Linked DNA regions of Homo sapiens: regions 2 and 3 are each linked to region 1. The links are chromatin contacts, found by Hi-C or POLR2A ChIA-PET in ENCODE. All regions are on one chromosome and are shown on one strand. The core of a region is the stretch at or near the end of the contact, and the rest is flanking DNA. Distances in the headings are between cores, read along the strand shown. Region 1 holds the start of CEP295 (centrosomal protein 295). Region 2 overlaps MRE11 (MRE11 double strand break repair nuclease). Region 3 holds the start of MTNR1B (melatonin receptor 1B).

What was found. Hi-C counts contacts between places; a loop is a spot of excess contacts on that map. ChIA-PET counts read pairs that join two places held with the same protein, here RNA polymerase II (POLR2A). Pooled maps may share reads with other maps.
Region 2: a pooled map shows a loop between it and region 1 (4-fold over the local background). The contact joins the enhancer-like site here to the promoter of CEP295 in region 1. A Hi-C loop is called at or near these places in 1 of 168 maps with a recorded cell type or tissue (CD8-positive, alpha-beta T cell), 2 of 37 single-sample maps with no recorded cell type and 4 of 50 pooled maps.
Region 3: a loop to region 1 is called in a map with no recorded cell type, with 3 times the contacts of the local background. The contact joins the promoter of MTNR1B here to the promoter of CEP295 in region 1. A Hi-C loop is called at or near these places in 1 of 168 maps with a recorded cell type or tissue (naive thymus-derived CD4-positive, alpha-beta T cell) and 1 of 37 single-sample maps with no recorded cell type. POLR2A ChIA-PET finds 5 or more read pairs at or near these places in 2 of 52 experiments (H1 and PC-9).

What each region holds. Positions count from the first base shown.
Region 1 is chr11:93,660,418-93,662,960 of GRCh38, reverse strand. It overlaps CEP295 (centrosomal protein 295), which reads right to left and starts at 1,279. Exons shown (of 30, transcript NM_033395.2): 1 at 1,187-1,279. RefSeq lists an enhancer at 1,156-1,285 and a silencer at 1,446-1,515.
Region 2 is chr11:94,472,362-94,474,904 of GRCh38, reverse strand. The region is part of intron 7 of MRE11 (MRE11 double strand break repair nuclease); the gene reads left to right. Among named protein-coding and RNA genes, the nearest start is that of MIR548L, 7.1 kb to the right of the region's middle. Within about 2 kb of position 1,269, at least 4 of the 41 ENCODE cell types and tissues checked have a DNase peak (open chromatin) inside an H3K27ac peak, as active enhancers do; they include CD8-positive, alpha-beta T cell, where a contact is called at or near this core.
Region 3 is chr11:92,968,372-92,970,914 of GRCh38, reverse strand. It overlaps MTNR1B (melatonin receptor 1B), which reads right to left and starts at 1,264. Exons shown (of 2, transcript NM_005959.5): 1 at 967-1,264. The coding sequence starts at 1,189. It overlaps LOC124902733 (a long non-coding RNA gene), which reads right to left. Exons shown (of 2, transcript XR_007062838.1): 2 at 2,000-2,543. RefSeq lists an enhancer at 217-716.

The DNA.
Region 1 (2,543 bases), core at 30-2,529:
GGTTATGTATTTTTGGCAAGAACACCACAGAATTGATTAGGCACCTTTTCAGTGCATTGTTATCAAGAGGTAAATGATGCTGAATTTTGGTCACTTGGTTAAGATGATGTCCACCAGGTTTCTCCTCTGTAGTTACTACTTTTCCTTTATAAATATCTCATGAAGACAGAGTAGAGGCTACAGAAATATGCTTTTCATCATACTTTTGCCCATTGACGTTAGTATCCATTGATGACTGTTGTCTGAAACAACTACTGTGGTGTTTACCAAATAGTATTTTCTATTTCCATTATTCCTTCTACAATTATCAATCGGAATCCTGCTGTAAGGAAGTTTTCCCTGCTGCCCCATTTACTTGTTTATTAATTATTTATTCTTAGTAATATGGATTTTTAAATTCTACATTTTATTACTATCCAATATTGAAGATTATACTACTTATCTTGCAAGATTTCGTCCTGAGGATTAAATGGCTCCTGGTACATAGTAATCACAAAATTAACACTAAACTTGGAAGATCTGGGTTCAAGACCCAACACTGCCACTTATTAGCAGGAAGATACTGGCCAAGTCACTGAAGTCACTTTGGTTTCGTTTTCTTAAACTGTATAAAGGGAATAATAATATCTACCCCAAAAGGTTTGTTCTGACGTCTATGTGACTTAGCGTGAAGTCTTCAAATACACTCTAAGTATTAAGGACTCAAAAGTTCACCATTGTTTTAAAAGTTGAGTTTGTGACAGGATTGAATAACTGTGAGATTAAGGTGGCAGACACCAAAAGAGAGCGTGCTCTTTGCATGAAACGATCCAGGCAAGGCTCTTTTAACAGCTACCAGGTGGCAGGCCATGTCCGCGGGTGATCTGGGGGAAGCGCCCCTCCCCCGACACGGAAGCTCCGCGACAGGGGAGGCTGCGTGGGAAGCTCGCGCGACCCGACCCCAGGAGAGCGCGCAAAGCCTCTCGCACTGAGTTACCGGGTCTGGTCCGGACACTCCTTACAGCCGCCAGCCCGACCGCGGGCAGGGCCCACGGCCTGCGGAGCCTGAGAAACGCGAGCCGTACCTGCGTTCGCAACAAGGCGCCTTCCTGGGATCCCATTCCTCCGGAATACAATCCCAGCTCTTGGGCCTCGGGGAGTCATGCTCCTACGGGGCGACTGGGAAGCCAGTGCATCCCTGACTCACCTGAGAACCCGGGGCCTGGACACAGTAACCGCAGCTCAGAGCAAGCCAGCCTGGTAAGCTCCTGCCCATCAGCTGCCCAGCAGCCGTTTCTGCGCCTGCGGGAGAGCCATCGCCGAGCCGCCGTCACTTCCGTCATTCAAACCGCCCGCCAATGGCCGGACCAAACCGCGGGAATAGGCCCTGTCCCGCCTTCCTCGGGGGCCGCCGGGAAGGCTGCGCGGTGTTAAAAACCCCGCGCCCCGCGCACGCGCACAGGCACGCGCCAGCCCCAGCCTGCCTAGGGGCCCATTATTTGTCACACCTGTCAGGCTTTGACGTTTTCCCGTATGGGCCGCGCTCGGTGGCTCGCGCCTGTAATCCCAGCACTTTGGGAGGCCAAGGCGGGAGGATCACTTGAGCCCAAGAGTTCGAGGTTATGTATTTTTGGTTATGAGTTCAAGACCAAGTCCTTTTAAAAACATGGTGAAACCTCATCTTTACAAAAAATACGACAACAGCAAAAATTAGCCGTGCGTGGTGGTGGGCGCCTGTAATCCCAGCTACTCGGGAGGCTGAGGCAGGAGAATCGCTTGAACCCAGGAGGTGGAGGTTGCAGTGAGCCGAGATCCCGCCAGTACTGCACTCCAGCCTGGGCGACAGAGCCAAAGCCTGTCTAAAAAAAAAAAAAAAAAGTGCAGAGCCATGAGGGTGACTTTTGTTTTAAGGCCCCATCATGAAGATATCTTGGGATATGCATCCTTTTCTGTACTGACTACGGAATTCATTGGTACTATTATGCGCAGTTAACGTCTTATAGCTTTCATTTAAGGCCTCCAGCTCATAACAACAATGAGCCGTATGTTACCCTGTGCCTCCAGAGGTACAGCGCACGGAGAGCACCTCACGGATTTATCTGCTGTAAATAACCAATAATCAGGCGGTGAGCACAGGTTAATACCTATTGAGTATCTGTTATGTGCCGAGTACATTATGTTACTCTGGATGGATTATGATGCCTATACTAGATTTTGCAGTCTGGGTCATGGGGGTTAAACATCAGGAATCAAAGGATTAAAAATGGGGGGTGGGGATGGGAAGTTGCTGACACGATCAGATCTGGCTGCACAGTGGGGAAAAGGTCAGAGAGAGTGAAGACAGAAGGCCGTATACTACTACAGAAAGTGAAAGATAATAGCAATGAGAATGGAGAGAGGTGAGTAGATTGAATAGGAAGCCAAACATCAGGAATTGGTGGTTACCTGGTTATGGGAGGCACAAGAGGAGAAAACAAGGGTGATGCCCAAGTCCCAGATACCTAGCACCTGGGTAGATAGTGATAACATCCTCCTGGAACACACATGAAGAGAACCAGGAGGGA
Region 2 (2,543 bases), core at 20-2,519, 810 kb before region 1:
CTTCCCAGGTCTACCATTTTTTTGTACTATGCCAAAGTAGGGATGATGAGTTGAAAGGAAAACTCATAAGTAATTCTAAGAATTTAAGCCAAATGAAAGGTAGAATAGCAGCATTGGTAAGGGGAATGGGTAGTCACCATATGATGTTGATTTTTCTCATTGCCCCCCTCATCATTTGATTAAGGGAATGTGTAACAGCTTTCTCTGCTGTAAAGTTCCCATTTTCTACTTTTCAATTAATAAATATTTTTGGGAAAATACTTTGAGACTATGCAAATATCCTGTTTCACCTTAAACTTTTACTCGCTAATTTTAGCATCCATGGGTGATCTTATTTCCAGTAATTAATACTGTGGTATTTTAATTGTAAGTTTTGATTTCCTTCATTCTTTCTATATTTATTAATGGAATTCTTCTGTAAGGAAAATTTGTCCCTTCTTCTCTATTTACTTACTTATTTATGTCATTATGGACTTGAAGATCCAGTACTATCAGTTTTTTGGTTGCTACTGTTCCTCTGATTGTTGCAGCTTTGACCATTGCATTCTCTTTTATGTTGGCCTCTGTGTCCTTTCAATGTCTTCCCATCTGTTTTGAGGTCATGACCTTAGTTAGCTTTTTGGCACCTCAAGATGGTCTAGGCTCTTGGCTCTTGTAATGGCAAAAATCACAATTACTTTTGCACCAACCTGATATTTTCCTACCTAGCCCTGGAATCAACCATTTCTCCAAGGTGCTCTGATTCTTTTTATTGGAGAGTGGTATTCAGAAATCCACAAATGCGTACTAGGTGTGCTTACTGCTACCAGGGCTTGCTCAGCACTCTGAATGAACAGAGTTATGGGAATAGATATATGTGTATATAGTAACCCATGCATACATACATGTCTATATATGTGCTTAAAAAACCAATGATAAGTTCAGACTGATTCTAATCCAGCCCTACAAGGTCCATTTTTGTCTTCTCCCTTTCCTTACTTGTGACTTCTTTGTCTAACAGAAGCCTGGATCATATTATAAATATATATGTTTACTTATTTTTTCAATCTTGGTTTAATTATATTTCCAATCCTGGTATAATTTGAAATTATAAAGTAATTTCAAAATTGCTAACTCATACCCCTGTGCAAAACAACTTTCCCAACTAGGTTACAATGTTTGTGTAAGTTATTTTAGTCTTTAGCCTTTCTGTATCTAGTTGAAACCTAATTTTTCAAACTTACTTAGCTCATTTTCTCCCCACCCCCTTCACTGTGGTTATGTGGTTCTTTGGTAATGCTGTTAGATTCATTTGTCACCCTGTGCATTCTCAAGATACTTCTGCTTTCATATTTAAAACAAAGAAGGTTTTCACAGATTGGGTGAGAATCTTGAGCCTTCTGCATTTTGCCTTATTTCCCATTTGTTTCTCTACATCAACTGTTTTTTTCTCTTGTTTCAAAGAAGAAAGAATCTGAATTTGGAGATGACTTGGTCATGCAAAATCTTTCAACAAGGATATTGTGATCACTTCTAGGTCACAAATTACAGTCAGCCTACCAGCATCATCCTCCCTTCTTCTTCCGGGAAAGAACCAGCACTCAATGAAGGCACAATGGCATCATGTTGTATTTGGGAATTATTCTGCTTTTCTTTAGTAGTTGTGATAATCTCATACCTTAGATGTATGTTTTTTACATAAAAACATTCCTGGATACACAAGCCTGTATATTCTGTCTTCCCTGCATTTATTCTGCTTAGCCCTTCTGTTCTCCTTGCTGTTCCTTGAATTCACTGAACACATTCCCACTTTAGCACCATCTGCTCTTCTACTGCTTAGGACTTTCTCTCTCCGCGTACTGATGCTTCATCTCAGTTCTCTGCTCATTTGATGCTAGTCAGAGAGGTCTTCCTGACTACCCTGTGTATGTAGAGAGGAGTATGGCACTTCTATGTCACTTTTCCCTTTATTTTTCTTTACAGCACCTATCACTAACTGACAAGTTATACATGTGCATACTTACACACATGCATATACATCTTGTATTAGAGATTGAGTATCCCTTATCTGAAATGCTTGGGACCAGAAGTGTTTAAGATTTTGGATTTTTTGGATTTTGGAATATTTGCACATATGTTGGGGATGGAACCCAAGTCTAAACATGAAATTTGTTTACATTTTATATATACCTTATACACATGGCCTTAAGTTAATTTTATACATGTTTTAAAATAATTTTGTGCATGAAACAAAGTTTGTGTTAAGTATTTATGTGTGGAATTTACCACTTGTGGTGCCATGTTGGCACTTAAAATATTTTGGATTTTGGATTTTCAGATTAGGGACTCAACCTGCATTGCTTGTTTCCCACACTAGAACAAGGACTTTGTTCACTGCTGTGTCTTCCATATCTAGAAGAAGCCTGGGACATCTGACATAAAGTAGACAGTGTTTGGGTAACAGTATTTGTTGGGTGAATGGAAGAATATTGGTTTGGATTAAATGAATGCTTGGTTAAACTATGTGAACACTTTTACTTGAATCTCCAATGATGTAAGTTAAT
Region 3 (2,543 bases), core at 15-2,514, 690 kb after region 1:
TGGTCTGACTCCTTAGAAAAGCATTTTTAAGCTATATGGTTGTTTTACTGCTGCTATCTTTCCATTTTAATTCACTCTAATATTTGAATTTGCTCCCAAGGCCCAACTTGAAGAAACTGCAAAATTAACAAACAGGTGACTGAGCTCCTTCCTAAGCTGAAGTGGTCATCATGCCCCATGACCTGTGAGGGCTAGAGTTCAGATACTGCCCCCCACTCTGGTTTTGTTTCTTTGAAGACCTGACTAGGGGAATATTGAAATGAGAGTGGATTGAAATAGGAAAAATATTTTCAGGATTACAACACGATTTAGCCAAATCATTGCTTTAATTTTCACAGTTAATCCCAGGAATTCCCAGTCTTCGGAAAAGACCACAATATTTCAAAGCAATTTAGTTCAGTCCAAGCAGAATCTGCAATTTCTGCATTTACTCTCCGTCAACTGGAATTGGGTCTTCAGATGACCTGGAGATAAGTTTTTGACACAAAACCTACTGAAATGCTTCCATTGATTAACTCATTTTTTCAGCAAGGATTTTCTAAGCGACTACTACATAAAGCTACAGTGCTTGGCAAGGAAGGAAGTGGGATGTCAAGTACAGGTGGTGAGATTTCTGTGGCCTGATGTGGGCACCTCTGGAAAGACACGCATTGGAGCGCGACGGGGTAGCGATGGCATCCAGCAGCGTGGGTTCCCACAGCGCCGGCGCCCGGCCAAAAAGCGCGCCAGTAAAACTTTCCGCAATTCCCTCTGTGCCAAGCGCGTCCTGGGCAGCCGCACTTCGGAGGGGCAAAACTCACCCTAACTTTTGAGTGCAGAGTCAAACTTAAGGAATAGGTTAGAGTGAAGGGAAAGGGGAGCCCGGGCTGAGGAGGGAAAAGGCAGCGCATATCCCGGGGTCAGGGACAAGATCAGAAGACAAGGAAGGGCCCGATGCCAGCACCCAGCATCAGGAATGGTGCTCACCTGCGTTCCGGAGCTTGCGGTTCCTGAGCACGGAGAGGATCACCAGGAGGTTGCCCACGACGTCCACGGCGGTGGTGACGATGAGCACCGCGGACAGCGCTGGAGCCACCCAGGGAGGTCGAGGGGTCCTGGAGGGCCGCGCGCTGCCAGCCCCCGACCAGCCCGGGCGCACTGCCCACCCGCCCGCCTCGCAGCAGTTGGCGAAGGAGCCGTTCTCTGACATCGCAGACTCTCCCGCGCTGTGCTTTGGCCACCGCGCGGCCCCGGACAGCCGCAGGGCGCGCGCAGTACTGAGCCGGGCGCTCTCTTCCCTGCCCAGCTCGCGTGTGCAAGGGAGGAGGCCAGTGGGGAGGGGTCTGGAGGAGATAACTAATTAAGCGTGGGCAGGGGATGGAGAAAAATATAGGAATGGGAGGAGGACTTGGGGTGCAGCCGTTGTAGAAGGGAGTGCGTCCCTCAGCGGTGCGCTCAGGAACAGCTGGGACCGCACAGCTGTCTCTGCCACCCCGAGCCCAGCAGGTGCCTGGCCCACCTCAGGCTGCGGAGCGCGTCTAGCTTCTGTCCCTGAGTATATAGCCACACCCGAGACCCCGATTTCCTCCACAGCGTCCCCAAGAGAAGCTGTGTCTAGGTAGGGACGTCCAACCCAGGTTGATAGACTGGAGAAGGTGCTGATGGTAGGGACCTCCCATCAGTTGTCAAGAAAGGCAAGGTTTGACGTCCCATAGGGCTGTGCAGCCCGAAAGAGAATGCAACTCCTAAGATGTGGGGACAGAGCCCAGAACAAAGTAGGGTAGACTGTTATATTCTAGGGAGCTGCAGAAAAATACGAACCTAGCCATTTTCCAAGCACTCGCTGGGTATTGTGGGGGGCATTGATGATGTCTCTACTGGGTCCTCTTTATAAAGCCAATACTTTAACATATTTACCAACATATATTTACACATAATACTTAAATAGATGTATGGCCAATATTGGGGGTTATGATGTGGTTTTTGGAGGGGTTAGGACAAGAAGAAGATTGAGGCATGATTACAATAAAGAAGGAACTCAGGTGCCCTTTATTAAAAATGTTTGAGTCGTGATCTGGTGATAATAATAATAGATAACTTCTAATGGGGGCTAATCTTATGACCCCAAAGCACTTTTCACACCCATTAGAATCACTAAAATCAAAATGACTGATTATCCTATATTTGTGGAGGAAGTTAAGCAACCAGAACCCTCATACACTGCTTTTATGAGAATGCAAAATGGTATAGCCACTTTGAAGAGCTGTCTGTTAGCTCCTAATAAAGTTAAATATACACCTATTCTATGACCAGAAGTTCCAAATGAAAAGGAAAGTATATTTCCACCAAAAGACCTGTACAAGAATGTCCAGAGCAGCCTTGTTTATAGGAGCTCAAATCTGGTAACACCTGCAATTTCCACCAACAGAAGAATGGATAAGCAAATTATGGTATGACCTTGCAATGGAATACTACTCAGCAATAAAGATGATTGACCTACACAACAGCATGGATTAATCACAAATATGTTGTATTGAACAAAAGAAGCCAGATACCAAAAAATA